Regions from separate parts of the Mus musculus genome. Here region 2 is linked to region 1. The links are chromatin loops, found by intact Hi-C in ENCODE. Cell type or tissue: left cerebral cortex. All regions are shown on one strand. Links, peaks and the distances in the headings refer to the core of each region. The heading gives the core; the rest is flanking DNA.

Region 1 (8,197 bases), core at 1,585-6,584:
AGCGACTTGTGCAGCGTCCCCACCTAAAAGCACCGAGGGTAACCCCATGAGCCGCTGTGCCTCAACAGGCTCTGAAGCGTCCCGAGGTCCCCTCTTTCCCACCCTACCTGTCGGCTGCGCGGCTCCACCACTTGCCAAACTAGGAGGATTAAGTCGGTCTCGTCCGAGCCTAGGTCCGGCCCCAGCGCACCGGCAGTGGCCCCGAACAAAACCACCAGCGACTGAGGTTCGGGACAAGGGTCTGTGGCCGAGTCTACTGCGGGATCTGGGCCCGGGGGTGGGGGCGGCGGCGGCGGCGGAGTCATGGCCGCAGAGGAAGGGGGCGCTCGGCCACACACGCGGACCGACGAGGCGCACACACGTACCGACCGACAGCAGACAGACGAGCTTGGGCGGGATCCGGTGTGTTGGGGGCGGCACCTGCGGCCGGGTGTAGTGGGAGCTGCAGAGACCCGCCCGCGGTGCCCTTTGGGGCTGGGCGGTGCGGCTGCCTATCCCTGCCTACTCCGGCGAGTTACCTGCGGCCCGGAGAGGCCACGTGATCAGGACGGCCCAGGGAACCCCGCGGGAGGGCCAAAACCCTGCCCAGGAGGCAAGAGCTCACTTCTGCTGAGGCGTGCGCTCGCCGGCTGGAGTCCCACCTCTTGCTGCAGTCCGGCGAGACTCCTGGGACGAATCCATTCTTTCTCCTACTTCCTCTCTAGCAGGCACTCTGAGTCCTCCGCAAAAGAATGTGCAGGATCAGAGGCCTCTTTCCATTCTGCAAGGGTCACGCAAGACCCATGGAATTCAACAGGAGGCAATCTAGGGACTATAAAAGGTCGCGACGTCTGGCTTGAGGTTAATGGAAGTTACAAAGGGTCAAAAGCCGACAGTGAGCGCTACCAGGTATCCACTGGAAGTCGGTGAGAGAGATCCGTTGGGGAAAGGGAGGGAGGTAAAGATCAAGGGTTCTTAGAACTGTGGGCGGTCACTAGAGATCACAGAGAAGGACGTGCCCATACAGGTGTCGGGTCGGCGTAGTGCCGGCAGTGCAAGGCGCACGTTACTGTGGACCTGAAGGCTCAGGCCTTGGTGCCAAGGTAGGAAAATCGTGCTTAAACTTTAGAGAGCTGTATCCTAAATGAAGCCGTGTCTGCTGGTAGAGATCTGGAAGTTCAGCCTACCAACCCCACTTGGGGTTTGCCTGCTTGTTTTTGTCTCTCTTGGATGATGATAGAAGTGTTATCTGGCTATTGAAAGCACTCCAGCAGAGAGCGGCTAGAGTTGAGATGTGTAGAGTTGAGTCTGCATCCCCCAACCCAGTTCAGAAGAGTCCCATTCATCCCATGCAGTTTGGTGAAACTCCCTTACTGTTGTTTCCAGGCCGCCCTGTGGGCTCAGGATAGTTTCCCACCTACTCGACTGTAATTAGTACTCTGGCGAGAGTAAAAAGGTACTGGCGTGGGACTTAGAATACAGGATGCCACCGGCTGAAGAAGAACCTTGTGTGTTTGGAAAAGCGGGCTGCTTCCTATCGGTCTTGGATAAAAGGCAACCCAGAGCCCGGGTGCATCCCTAACTCATGCCCAAGGAAGGTCGTGCGGAGCCAGAGGACCTAGAATGTATAGTGCGCCTTCTGGGTTTGTCCACACAATAGCGCAGGAACACAGCGACCCAATATAGTGAGAAGTGGCCGCAGCGCACACCCTGAGACCCTTCACCAGGCGGCCCACCCGGAGCCTGCCTACTCAGCCCCGCTACCACGATAAGCCTGGAATGTCAAATATTTGTTCTAGGAACCCAGTGAAACCTTGAGGTAAAGCCCCTCCCCTCCTCCCTCCCATTCCGGAGCGCGCCTGCGTCAGTCCAGGCTTTCCGGTAAGGACACTCCCTTCCAACTAGTTCCTTCTCGACACCCCTGCAACCCATCGTCCTGACTATTTAAACTTCACAAGGTCTTCGCTACAGGCTCAGGTTCAGTGAGGCAGAGTCTTGGCTTCCCTACCCAGTTATCCCAGAGCTACTGGTATCGGTTTCTACCCACAACCTCCGAGCAAGGCTCCCCTTTCAACCTGTAGACCTCGCCTCCCGATTCTCGGGAGATCTTGCTGACTGTGGAATCCCTGGCTGTTCCGAACCCCCTGGAAAGAAGCGGCTGTTCCCAGGTTTCTGCAAGGTAACGAATCTGAAGAGTCAACAGAATTGAGCGGCTCCATTCATTCGACTCTGGTTCTCTCAACCAGGCATTCCCCATATTAAAACAATTCCAGAACTTCAAAGTCTTTGGTATTTTGCTTTATCACCTTTATTTGTTTTTGTGTAGGCACGCACAAGGCACAGTGCCAGGGTGGAGGTCCGAGAACAGCTTGTGGGACTTGGTCCTCTCCTTCCACAAGTGGGTCCTGGGCACAGAACTCAAGCAAGCCCTCTTACATCCCCGTTTTGTTTCTATACCATGTACTCGATAGAGGATGACCTTGCAAGTCTGATTTTCTCAAGTGCTTAGGAACCCAGCTAGAGGTGCCTCTGCACTCATAGCTACAAGATCCAAGATAGTTTGGGCTCAGTTTTGAAAGTTCCAGGCCCTAAATCAACAAAGCCAATAAGATTAGTAGCTGAGGGTGATGGGTTTGTAATCACCACAGGAGTTCCAGCCCACCCGGAGCTGCTAGTTAAGCAAAAGTAAATACTTTTTTTTTTTTTTTCGTTTTTTCGAGACAGGGTTTCTCTGTGTAGTCCTGGCTATCCTGGAACTCACTTTGTAGACCAGGCTGGCCTCGAACTCAGAAATCCACCTGCCTCTGCCTCCCAAGTGCTGGGATTAAAGGCGTGCGCCACCACACCCGGCTAAGTAAATACATTTTTAAACTAATTATTTAGCCAGAGGGTGGTGGCTCCTGCCTTTAGTCCCAGCACTGGGAAAGCAGAGGCAGGCAGATCTCTGAGTTCGAGACCAACCAGAGCTCCAGAGAGAAACCCTGTCTAGAAAAACAAACGACAAAATCGTTTATAGCCAAGTGTAGTAGTCCATGCCTTTAGTTCAAGCAGAGACCAGTGGATCTCTGTGAGATCAAGGCTAGCCTGGTCTAGGACAGCTTGCATACAGAGACCCTGTCTCAAAACAAATCGTAATGAGATCAATCACACTATCATTTAATAGACAACCTTGTACTCCTTACACGACCCCTTGAAGCCAACTTTTAACACGTTTTCTTTAAGACCCTATCTGTGTACTAAGGTTTATTTACTTATTTATTTACTTAGTGGTTTTTGACAGTACTGGAACTTGCTTTGTAGGCCAGGCTGGCTTTGAACCCTTAAGAGATCTGCCTATTTCTGCCACCCCAGTGATGGGATTAAAGGCATGTGGTACCATGCCTAACGACTTTCTTTTTGTTGTTATTTAATGCATTTATTTTTAAATTTAATGTGTGTCTTAGTTGGGGTTTGTATTCCTGCACAAATATCATGACCAAAAAGCAAGTTGGGGAGGGAAGGATTTATTCAGCTTACACCTCCACATTGCCAAAGAAAGTCAGGACGGGAATTCACACAGGGCAAGAACTTGGAGGCAGGAGCTGATACAGAGGCCATGGAGCGTGTTGCTTACTGTCTTGCTTCCCCTGGCTTGCTCAGTTTGCTTATAGAACCTAGGACCATCAGCCCAGGGATGGCACCACCCACAATGAGCACCCCTCCCCCCCCCATCACAGTTTTTCAAAGGAGACTCCTTTCTCTGTGATAACTCCAGTTTGTGTCAAGTTGACACACAAAACCAGCCAGTACAAACGTGTATAAGTATTTGGCCTTCAAGTATATGTGTGTTCTATATGCCTGCATGCCTGGTGTTCACAACGATCAGGTGTCAGACCGTCTGGAATGGGAGTCACTTGTGGGTGCTGGGAATTAAATCGGGTCCTCAGCAAGAGCAATGGTGTTCTAACTTTGAAGCCATCTCTTCAGCCCTGCTTCTGCTTTCTATGCCAGCAATTGTAAACTTTTGTGGCTTTTCCTCCCAGCCCACCTCTACTCTTCTGAGATATTTTCACCTCTTAAAGTACCCCTAACTGTAGCAGACCAGTACAGTCTGAGATTTCTGTACTGATGAAGGTCCCAGCCACAGTCACGGAACAGAGTAAGTCCTATCCCAAACTGCACTCTAGGAAGAAGAGACCATGTTTCAAGGGAGTGCACGTGAGGTTCTGCGTGCAATAAATACAGTTTGTCCACTGTCACTCATGGGTAGGCTGGGGGAGGTTGCTATAATCTTTTATATTAACAGGAGTGGCAGAAAACTGTTCCCTTCCTTTTTGACCAGAACATATCCTGCGATAGAACAAGATTCGACTAGAGGATCATTATTCTAACTCCGCTGCTTCCAGCTAACCCCTCTTCCAGGGGTCTTCTGAGTAACTAGAGATATCCAGCCAGCCCAAGATTTTTTCATCTCCGAGTCCTTGCATAATCGCTTCATACCACCAGAGGGCGCGCTGACTCTGTGGCTTTAATCTGTTTGAGCAATGAGGGAGTTAGCCGGATGAGGGTAATGTGTTAGAGCATACAGCCTTCAGTGGCCAATAACCAAGGACAGAAAGGGAGTGACTTGATGCTACCAGCCAAGCGGTTCCCTCTGTCTTCAGAATCTACATGTGACTCCTGAGACGCAGGATTGAATCTGCTAATCGACAGTTTCATACACGCATATAACATTCTGCTTATACCCGTCCCTGCACCTACTCCTCCCCTCCTCCCACCAAATTCTATTCCACTTCCATGTTTGTTTTGTGTCTTTACAACCTGCTATGATTAACCAGGACCGCCAGCATGGACATAGGTATGAAGCTATTCACTGGAATATTAGAGACGCATCAGTGGCTACATCACTGAAGACAATGACTTCTCTCCTAAAGGCCCTGCCCTGGACCAGGTGTCCACCCGTGAGCCTTTTCCCACTATGGCTGAATGTTGAAAGGTTCTGTCTTGGGGCTGGAGAGATGGCTCAGTGGCAAAGAGCACTAACTTGCTCTTCCAGAGGTCCTGAGTTCAATTCTCAGTAACCACATGGTAGCTCACAAACATCTATAATGAGATCTGACGCCCTCTTCTGGTGTGTCTGAAGATAGCTACAGTGTACTCATACACATAAAATAAATAAATCTTTAAAACAAATAGATTAAAAGAAAGAAAGGAGTCAGGCATGGTGGCGCACGCCTTTAGTCCCAGCACTTGGGAGGCAGAGGCAGGCTGATTTCTGAGTTCTAGGACAGCCTAGTCTACAAAGTGAGTTCCAGGACAGCCAGAGCTATACAGAGAAACCCTGTCTCAAAAAAAAAAAAAAAAAAAAAAAGGAAAGAAAGAAAAAAGGAAAGGTTTTGTCCTTTTAAAAGCTTTATGTAAGCAACTGCAGCTGATATAAGTACCACAGCTGGGGCTAGAGAGGTTGCTCAGTGGTTAAGAGCACTGACGTGGATTCAATTCCCAGTAACCACATGGTGGCTCACAACCATCTGTAATGGGATCTGATGCCCTCTTCTGGTGTGTCAATGTTGGAGTTCGTCAAAAGACCCTCACTCACAAAGATTACAGAGATCACCATCGCTGCAAACCACAAGAGAATGTTTTTTGTTTTTTGTTTTATTCCCACATGTTGGGGACTCCCCTTTCAGCACACAGGCCAGAGGAGAGACCCAGAACAAAAGAACACACTTTTTAATACCTTTGTAAGGGACAGATTTGGACAATAGGGCTAGCTGGCCTATTCTCATTGGTGTAGCAAGTAACCTCTTCAGGCATTGGTTGGTTTGCATAGTGACTACCTCTGGCCTAGCAACTCACTTTGCTTGCCCCCATGGTGGGTTATTAGAATTTGGTCAGCAAAGCAATAGTACATTTTGAACTTATGGGTCAGCTATCAACATCAGGGGAATCCTAGCAAGGGCAGGGCGGTTTGTGGTTTTTTTCTCAGAATTCAGTGTGGGAGTGTGGAGCGGGGTAGAGGAATTCTTCTGAGAACTGTTATTTTTGTTATGGTTATTTCTCTGAGAACAGCTAATATTATTTTGGCAGTTTGCAGGCTTAATCATTTTGACTGCTAAAACTATGTTTTTACATTTGTTTAGTCAGCCAGCTTCCTTATCTGGCTCTGCACTTGGCCTGCTAGTACAGTTTGGAAAGTCCTTTTCAAAGGGGGAAGGTACTGGGTGGTCTTGAATTCATTTTGGATATTACATCTGAAGACAGCTACAGTGTACTCATACATGAATAAATCTTTCCAAAAAAAAAAGAATACCAAGCCGGGCGTGGTGGCGCACGCCTTTAATCCCAGTACTCGGGAGGCAGAGGCAGGTGAATTTCTGAGTTCCAGGCCAGCCTGGTCTACAAAGTGAGTTCCAGAACAGTCAGGGCTACACAAAGAAACCCTGTCTAAAAAAAAAAAAAACCCTCAGCTATGTCATGCTTATAAGTCAAAGGTTTTTGGTTTGGGTTTGGTTTTTCAAGACAAGGTTTGTGTCTGGAACTCACTCTGTAGACCAGGCTGGCCTTGAACTCAGAAATCTGCCTGCCTCTGCCTTCTGGGTGCTGGGATTAAAGACTTGTGTTACCATGCCCAGCTTTTTTTTTTTAATTAGGTATTTTCCACATTTACATTTCCAAAGCTATCCCAAAAGTCCCCCATACCCACCCCCTCCAATCCCCTACCCACCCACTCCCCCTTTTTGGCCCTGGCGTTCCCCTGTACTGGGGCATATAAAGTTTGCAAGTCCAAAGGGCCTCTCTTTCCAGTGATGGCTGACTAGGCCATCTTTTGATACATATGCAGCTAGAGACAAGAGCTCCGGGGTACTGGTTAGTTCATATTGTTGTTCCACATATAGGGTTGCAGTTCCCTTTAGCTCCTTGGGTAATTTCTCTAGCTCCTCCATTGGGGGCCGTGTGACCCATCATGCCCAGCTTTGATCAGTTATATAGTACTCCTCTGAACTCTCATTCTTTCTGCCTCTTCCTTGATGTTTTCTGAGCCATGGAGGGGGTAGTATAGGTGTCCTGCTTATAACTAAGTACTCAATAGCCATTTATTCTCAAAAATTTGACCAGCCATGAGCCTAGACACAGATTGATGTTTTTAAAGATAGTTTTCTGTATTATTTTATTTTGTGCTTTTTGATGTTTTACCTGCAGTGATAGCTGTGTGTGGTGTGTTTACCTGGTATCCACAGAGATCAGAATAAGGCCTTGGGTCCCTAGTACATGGTATATAACAAACTCTGACCTGGCTAGCCATTCAGCTCAGAATGCAGAGCAGCCACGTGGGTGCTGGGAACTGAGCCCGGTCTTCTAGTAGAACACCAGCGCTCTTTACCATGGAGGGGTTTGGTGGTGGTGGTAGTGGTGGTGGTGGTGGTGGTTGGTGGGTTGTTTTTTGTAGCCTCCCCCGGCCTTGAAGCAGGCTGATTCATACCTCGCTGCCACTCAGTATGAGACCACCTGGGGTGGAGCCTTCCACCTGCCTCTGCCTCCCAAGTGCTGGGATTAAAGGCATGTGCCACCACTGCCCGGCTGATTGGTTTTTGTTTTGTTTTGTTTTGTTTTAATTCCTGACTGTCCACAAAGTTAGTCTGCAGACCAGCTAGGCTGGAACTCAGAGATCCACCTGCCTCTGTATCCCTGTGCTGAGTCAAGTTTATTTTATGTACATGAGTACACTGTGGTTCCCTTCAGACACACACCAGAAGAGGGAGTCAGATCCCATTGCAGATGGTTGTGAGCCACCATGTGGTTGCCAGGAATTGAACTCAGGACCCCTTGAAGGGCACTCAGTGCTTTTAATCACTGAGCCATCTCTCCAGCCCCTCCAGTGAGTTTGTAAAAGCTTACTTTTCAGGGTTTTACCCTCTTTTCCTCACCTGTTCTAGCCCAACTTGGACTCTGACCCCTTCTGCTACAGTTCCTTCACTCTCTAGATTTCTGAGCACTTACCTTTGTTGTCCTGGAAAACTACTTCTCTTCAAGTGAAACAACCTTCCTTGATGTTAAAGGGAGATTGGGATGCTCTGTTCTGGGCCCTTGCCTCCTGTGTTCTGAGCTGAATGGCTAATTAGATCAGTATTTGGCCCCCCCATTGACCCCAGGAACACTGACTTGCTGGGTCTAGGGTTTAGGGAGAACTGATTGACATCCAAATGGGCTGTGTGAGGACCACTAAATAGCTTTTGAA
Region 2 (5,000 bases), core at 1-5,000, 59 kb after region 1:
CCTGAAGCCCAAAAGGCTGTGGTCGCAGCCACCAAAGACCAGTTCCCTAAACCTTCTGAATTAAAGGAGCCTCTTGGCCCACATTCTGTAAGGGGGCTCAGGGCCAATGCTCTCTCATTGGTAAGCTATGGGAAGATACCAATTAGGCCAGCCTGAAGATGGGGACTTCAGTGGGAGGGGAGGTTGGGCAGGGCATTGATTTAGTTTTACTTCTGATGAGTAGATGCAGCCCTGAAGGAATATTAGACTGACAGCTCTGGCTCTTGATTCACAGCTCTTTGTAGTTTAAACCAGGAGTCTACAGTGGGGCTCCTTCATGGGAAGTTTTCCTCTGACCCTCTGACCAAGTCCAGCTACTTGATTTTTAGAGGTCTGAAATGCTACCATTTCTTCCTATGGCTCAAAATTCTTCCTTGAGGAGAGCGTTGTGTTCCCCTTTTTGTTTGTTGGGTGGCATGAACAGCAAGGTGCTGTGTAACTGACATGGGATCAATGTGTGCCTCCTTCCTGAATTCCACAAGAGGAACAACACTCCCTCCCTCCCCGGAACTTCAGGCTCAAGCAGACAGTGAGCTTAATGGGAAGCAGACTGTTGAGGATCTAGGCATGAAAGTCCTCTAACTCGTGGATCCGAATGTTGCTGTGTCTTTGGGATCTTATTGTGTATAGAGTGTCCCTCTCCTTGAGGAGGGGCTGCCTGTCTGACTTTGCTTAGGTCACATTAGCAGTATGGTCAGGATTCTCAGGCAAGGAGGTGAGCTTCTGGCTTTTCAAGGAATTCGACTGGGCCACTTGATTGTGCCCTTCCTAGCTGAATCCATGGTGCTGTGGAGCCCTTGAAACAAGGGCTGAGAGAAAAACCTCACTACTCCAGCTGAGTGGAGCGTCTCTACTACCTGGACAAGCCACAACTGTCACCAAATTTCAACTCCTGTATGTCATTATTTATTGATATTTAATCCAGGATACCAGTTGTAACAAACCATTAGTGATCATTTCTCTATAGGATGCAATAAGTGAATTGTGTTTTTATCTTAGCTGGCCTGGTTGCACACATCTGTAATCTGAACTTGGTATGGTGAGGCATAAGGAGTTTGAATTTGAGGCTAATTTAGGCTACATAATTTCCAGGTAGCCACTCTGGAAAGATCAGACAAGATCTTGTCTCACAATATACCTGTTATACTTTAATATACAGATAAGTCACATGTTATTATCATCTGGCTCAGATCCAGCAAGGACAGATGAGCAACTTCATGAGTCATAATACTGCTATTTTGAAGGACAATCCTTTGTTTTATTAAGACTGTAGATCTTTGTTCTACTTGACATAAAATAAATCTTTGGATTTTTGGTATGAACTGCAAGAGGCCTGGAATGTTCTACATAAGGTGTTATGCAAAATTCAGGTAGATAACCTGATTTATCAGTTGTCACTGGACTCCTGGATTCAAGTCAAATAGTTTGTTATCTTTAAGAGCCTGTGCAAGATTGGCTATGTATGGACTCACAAAAGCCCACTCTGCTGGAAGTGGTCACTAATTTTCTGAAAGCACCAAGCTTTGTTTACATGCTTGGGTCATGGGACAGTATACCCGCTTGCCTTCTCTTGTCCAAGGGCTGGGCAGGTGAGATTGAAGTCTCAGAAAATGCTTGGTACTTGTGCATCTGTCTTCTCCCTATGAAGATCGATGAAGACTGTGGGAGAAAACAGCTTCCACCCCAGCCTCGCTCCTGGTAAACGGTAGAAACTAATTCTGGTGATCGGACTAGGCTGCCAGTTAAAGCCAAAGCAATAGGCGTGAATCTCTGTGAGCAGTGTGTCTACACAAGATTGTAGAACTCTTTTGATGCCCTTAGACATTGCCACCTTGGACACAGAAGAACCTGCTATGCTGTCTTGGCATCCTTCAAGGACATTTCAAGTTTTAGAATTTGTGAACAATACAGATAGTAACTATGTGGCAGTCTCCCAGTACCAAACTGGCTCTAGACTCACAGGAGTAACCTTAGATATATGCTTGCTCAATAAAGACTTAGGGGAGTCTAATCACAGTTGCCATTGGTTCTGGACATGCATCTCTGAGAGAGTGACATTCCTACTGTCATGGGTTGGGAATCCTGTCTGATAAGGAGCTTTGTGTAAAGACTGACTTGCCTAAGCCATACAAGCATGATTCATATCTGAGCTAAGCTGGTATCCATTCCAAGGCTCTGCTAGAGCAAAGCAAGTTATGACCCTGGTTTTAGTGGTCTTTGGCCCTTAACCAGCTTATCTCAGGAGTCTGCTGCCCTCCAGTGGTTTCTAAAAGCAGGGACCTCACACTGAAGGTGCTCTATTACTTCCTTAGTGAGCCATGTTCTCATCGTCACTTGACTGATAGCATTTTTTTTCTTTCTAAGCTGAACACAGCTTCCCCCAGGAACCTTTTCTGTGGGAAAGAAACCAGACTTGTACAGCATTCAAGCTTGATAGTGGAATTCTTCCCATCAGGTCTTTTGTCTCTTTGAATCCACCTCCCAGTGTGCTAATCCCATTTATAGTGGTACATTGTTCCCCTCTTGTAGTAGGTACAGCCTGTGAAGTTGTTGGCTCTTTAATGTCAGCGTTAGCATAACAGTGAGCACACTGTAGTGGTAAATAGAATTTTACTCCTGCTTATATGCCTACAGATCAAGATGACTAGTGTTAGATACCACATTGCTGCCTTTTGCTCAAAACACTGAATTGTTGATACTCAGAGTAACCGAGATAGTTTTTGTTGATTGGTTTGATTAGTTCCAATAACCACTTGGATATACAAATTAGATCACTTTGACAAGTTTAATAACTTCTACTTAGGTAAGTGAAAGGATGTGTAGAAGCGTATGAACTTGTAAGTACTTGGAAGAAGGCATCTGAGTTACTTTCCCATGGATCTGTCACAGGAAGAGGGTATTTGCTGAATTGAATGTTGCCTGTTACTTCCCTACACCTAGTGTCTGCTACAGTAACTAGTCACATGTAACTAAAATCTAGCCAGTTTGATAAGTGTCCGTGCATTACACTAGCACTTGGAAGATTAAGACAAGATTGCAACTTACATTTAACTCCCTCCCCCACAAATGCTGGTTGTGGTGGCTCATGCCTTTAATTCCAGCACTAGGGAGGCAGAGGTAGGTGGATCCCTTCTGAGGCAGCCTCATCTACACAGAGACTGTATCATCCCCTCCCCAAACAAAAACCGTTGAAGTTTCTCAGTTGCCCTAATCATATTTCAAGTGCTCAGAAGCCACACAGGTGTACCGTGGATACACAGAACATGCTGTGGGAAGTTTTATTGGACAATACTACATCTAGGGCTAAGGCAGCTGAGATGCTGAGTTCTGGTGACAGTGTCCTATTGATGACAGTTGGCCTTCCATGTACGGGCCCTGCATTTACTAATCTACATTTTGGGGCAATGTGCCTATTCTAAATATGGAAAGATTTACTCTCATTCTCCAAAGAGTTGTGGTATAATAATTTAGTGTTTACATTAGATTTTTATAATCTGAAGAGGCATAGACTTTGTAGACATACCGTGTCATCTTATGTAAGGGACTTGGACACATGGTGGTTTTTGGCAGCCCTAGAACCATATAACAAGGGTGATGTATGTAATGCCTTGGGTGAGTGCTATAAACAGTTGACATGGCCCATAATGTTTAAAGTTAATTTTGAAACATGTAGTTCACCAACCTCTCCTTTTTCTATGAGGAAAACACCTAAAATAATCAGATCTAAAAAAGAACTGCTTGCTTCTGTGTAAAAAGTTAAGTTTTTATTAAAGATCATCACATTCATACATACTGTTCCTTGGTACCACTGCCAAAGGTGATAGCAGTCTTTATAACCATTATCAGAGTCTAAAGGGGGCGGGGGGGGGGGGGGGGGAAAGACATGACCGCCCTGAGGCGGGGGAGTCACTGTTGTCCTTGCAGAGATCATCTCCATCACTGGGAGCGGGCTCTCCCTCCTCCCACCAGCTTCTTTAGCCCTGAGCATATAAGTAAAATGACAGAAAAACCACCAGGGATGGAGGTTTTACATCATTTTATTTTCCAGAGTGTAAGATCACTTTTTAAAAATAGAATGCCCAGGCTGTTTAGTCTAAAGGCTGGCCTTGTATTCTCAGTGCTCTTCTTGGCTCCCAAACTCTCCAATGCTGGAATTACAGACATGACCCAGCGTGTTTGGCGTCACTTATCACTTACAAGGAAGTCCTCACTGTGCTGGGGTAAAGGCTTTTCTTTCCACATGTTCAGTTAGGAATCCTAAGATGATGACTCTGTAGTCAGAGCCTTAAAGGCCCATGGAAGAATCTCACAAATACCAGCAAACCATCAATCTGAATCCAGACCATGGGGGCTGTCATAGTCAAACTCCTTTTGTACATCCAAAGGGTATTTGCTCCACATCAGTCGCTCGCAGCTTCTTTCCTCCTCGCTGAGGCTGTTGTATTCATCAGAGCCTTCAGGGAGATAAAAGATTGTATTTTCCATTATAAAATACTTGCTCATAAAGAAAATTTACGATAAAGAACTTAGAGTCAGTTCTCCCGTTATGTGGGTATTAGGAGAATCAAACTTGGGTTATCAGGCTTAGCAGCCAAATGATCAGGGGTTAGAGGCTTTTTTTTTTTTTTTTTTTTTTAAATTTCTTTTAGGTAAGTACACTATACACTGTCACTGTCTTCAGACACACCAGAGGAGGGCATTGGATCCCATTACAGATGGTTGTGAGCCACCATGTGGTTGCTAGGAATTGAACTCAGGACCTCTGGAAAAGCAGTCAGTGTTCCTAACTGCTGAGCCCCACCTTTTTTCTTTTTTTTAAAAATCCTCTCCTTCCCGTATTGTTTCAAGATCTGTCTAGAGCTCACTGCTCTGCCACTTCAGCCATGGGAGTGCTGGGATGACAGGGATGTCCTACTTGAGCCATGTAAATACTTTATCTTTTTTTAAAATTAAATTTATTT

What was found. Hi-C counts contacts between places; a loop is a spot of excess contacts. Peaks named below come from ENCODE experiments on the same cell type or tissue, not always from the same donor. Only the 100,000 strongest peaks of a DNase experiment are listed, where the experiment ranks them.
Region 2: it touches region 1 in a loop (4-fold over the local background); 22 of 42 quality-filtered maps call a loop at or near these places.

The regions. Positions count from the first base shown.
Region 1 is chr8:106,136,463-106,144,659 of GRCm38, forward strand. 1810019D21Rik (RIKEN cDNA 1810019D21 gene) reads left to right here. Exons shown (of 4, transcript NR_040346.1): 2 at 705-888; 3 at 1,007-1,082; 4 at 1,366-2,261. It overlaps Esrp2 (epithelial splicing regulatory protein 2), which reads right to left and starts at 512. Exons shown (of 15, transcript NM_176838.2): 1 at 108-512; 2 at 1-23. The coding sequence starts at 305. In left cerebral cortex, for the core only: CTCF peaks have their summits at 4,457 (motif pointing right) and 5,162; DNase peaks (open chromatin) are centred at 1,812 and 4,476; H3K4me3 peaks cover 689 bases; H3K27ac peaks cover 429 bases.
Region 2 is chr8:106,196,657-106,201,656 of GRCm38, forward strand. Slc7a6 (solute carrier family 7 (cationic amino acid transporter, y+ system), member 6) reads left to right here. Exons shown (of 10, transcript NM_178798.4): 10 at 1-2,058. Slc7a6os (solute carrier family 7, member 6 opposite strand) reads right to left here. Exons shown (of 5, transcript NM_001007567.2): 5 at 3,782-4,493. The coding sequence ends at 4,366. Among named protein-coding and RNA genes, the nearest start is that of Slc7a6os, 12 kb to the right of the region's middle. In left cerebral cortex, for the core only: a CTCF peak has its summit at 2,299 (motif pointing left); DNase peaks (open chromatin) are centred at 2,305, 3,134, 4,048 and 4,185; H3K27ac peaks cover 187 bases.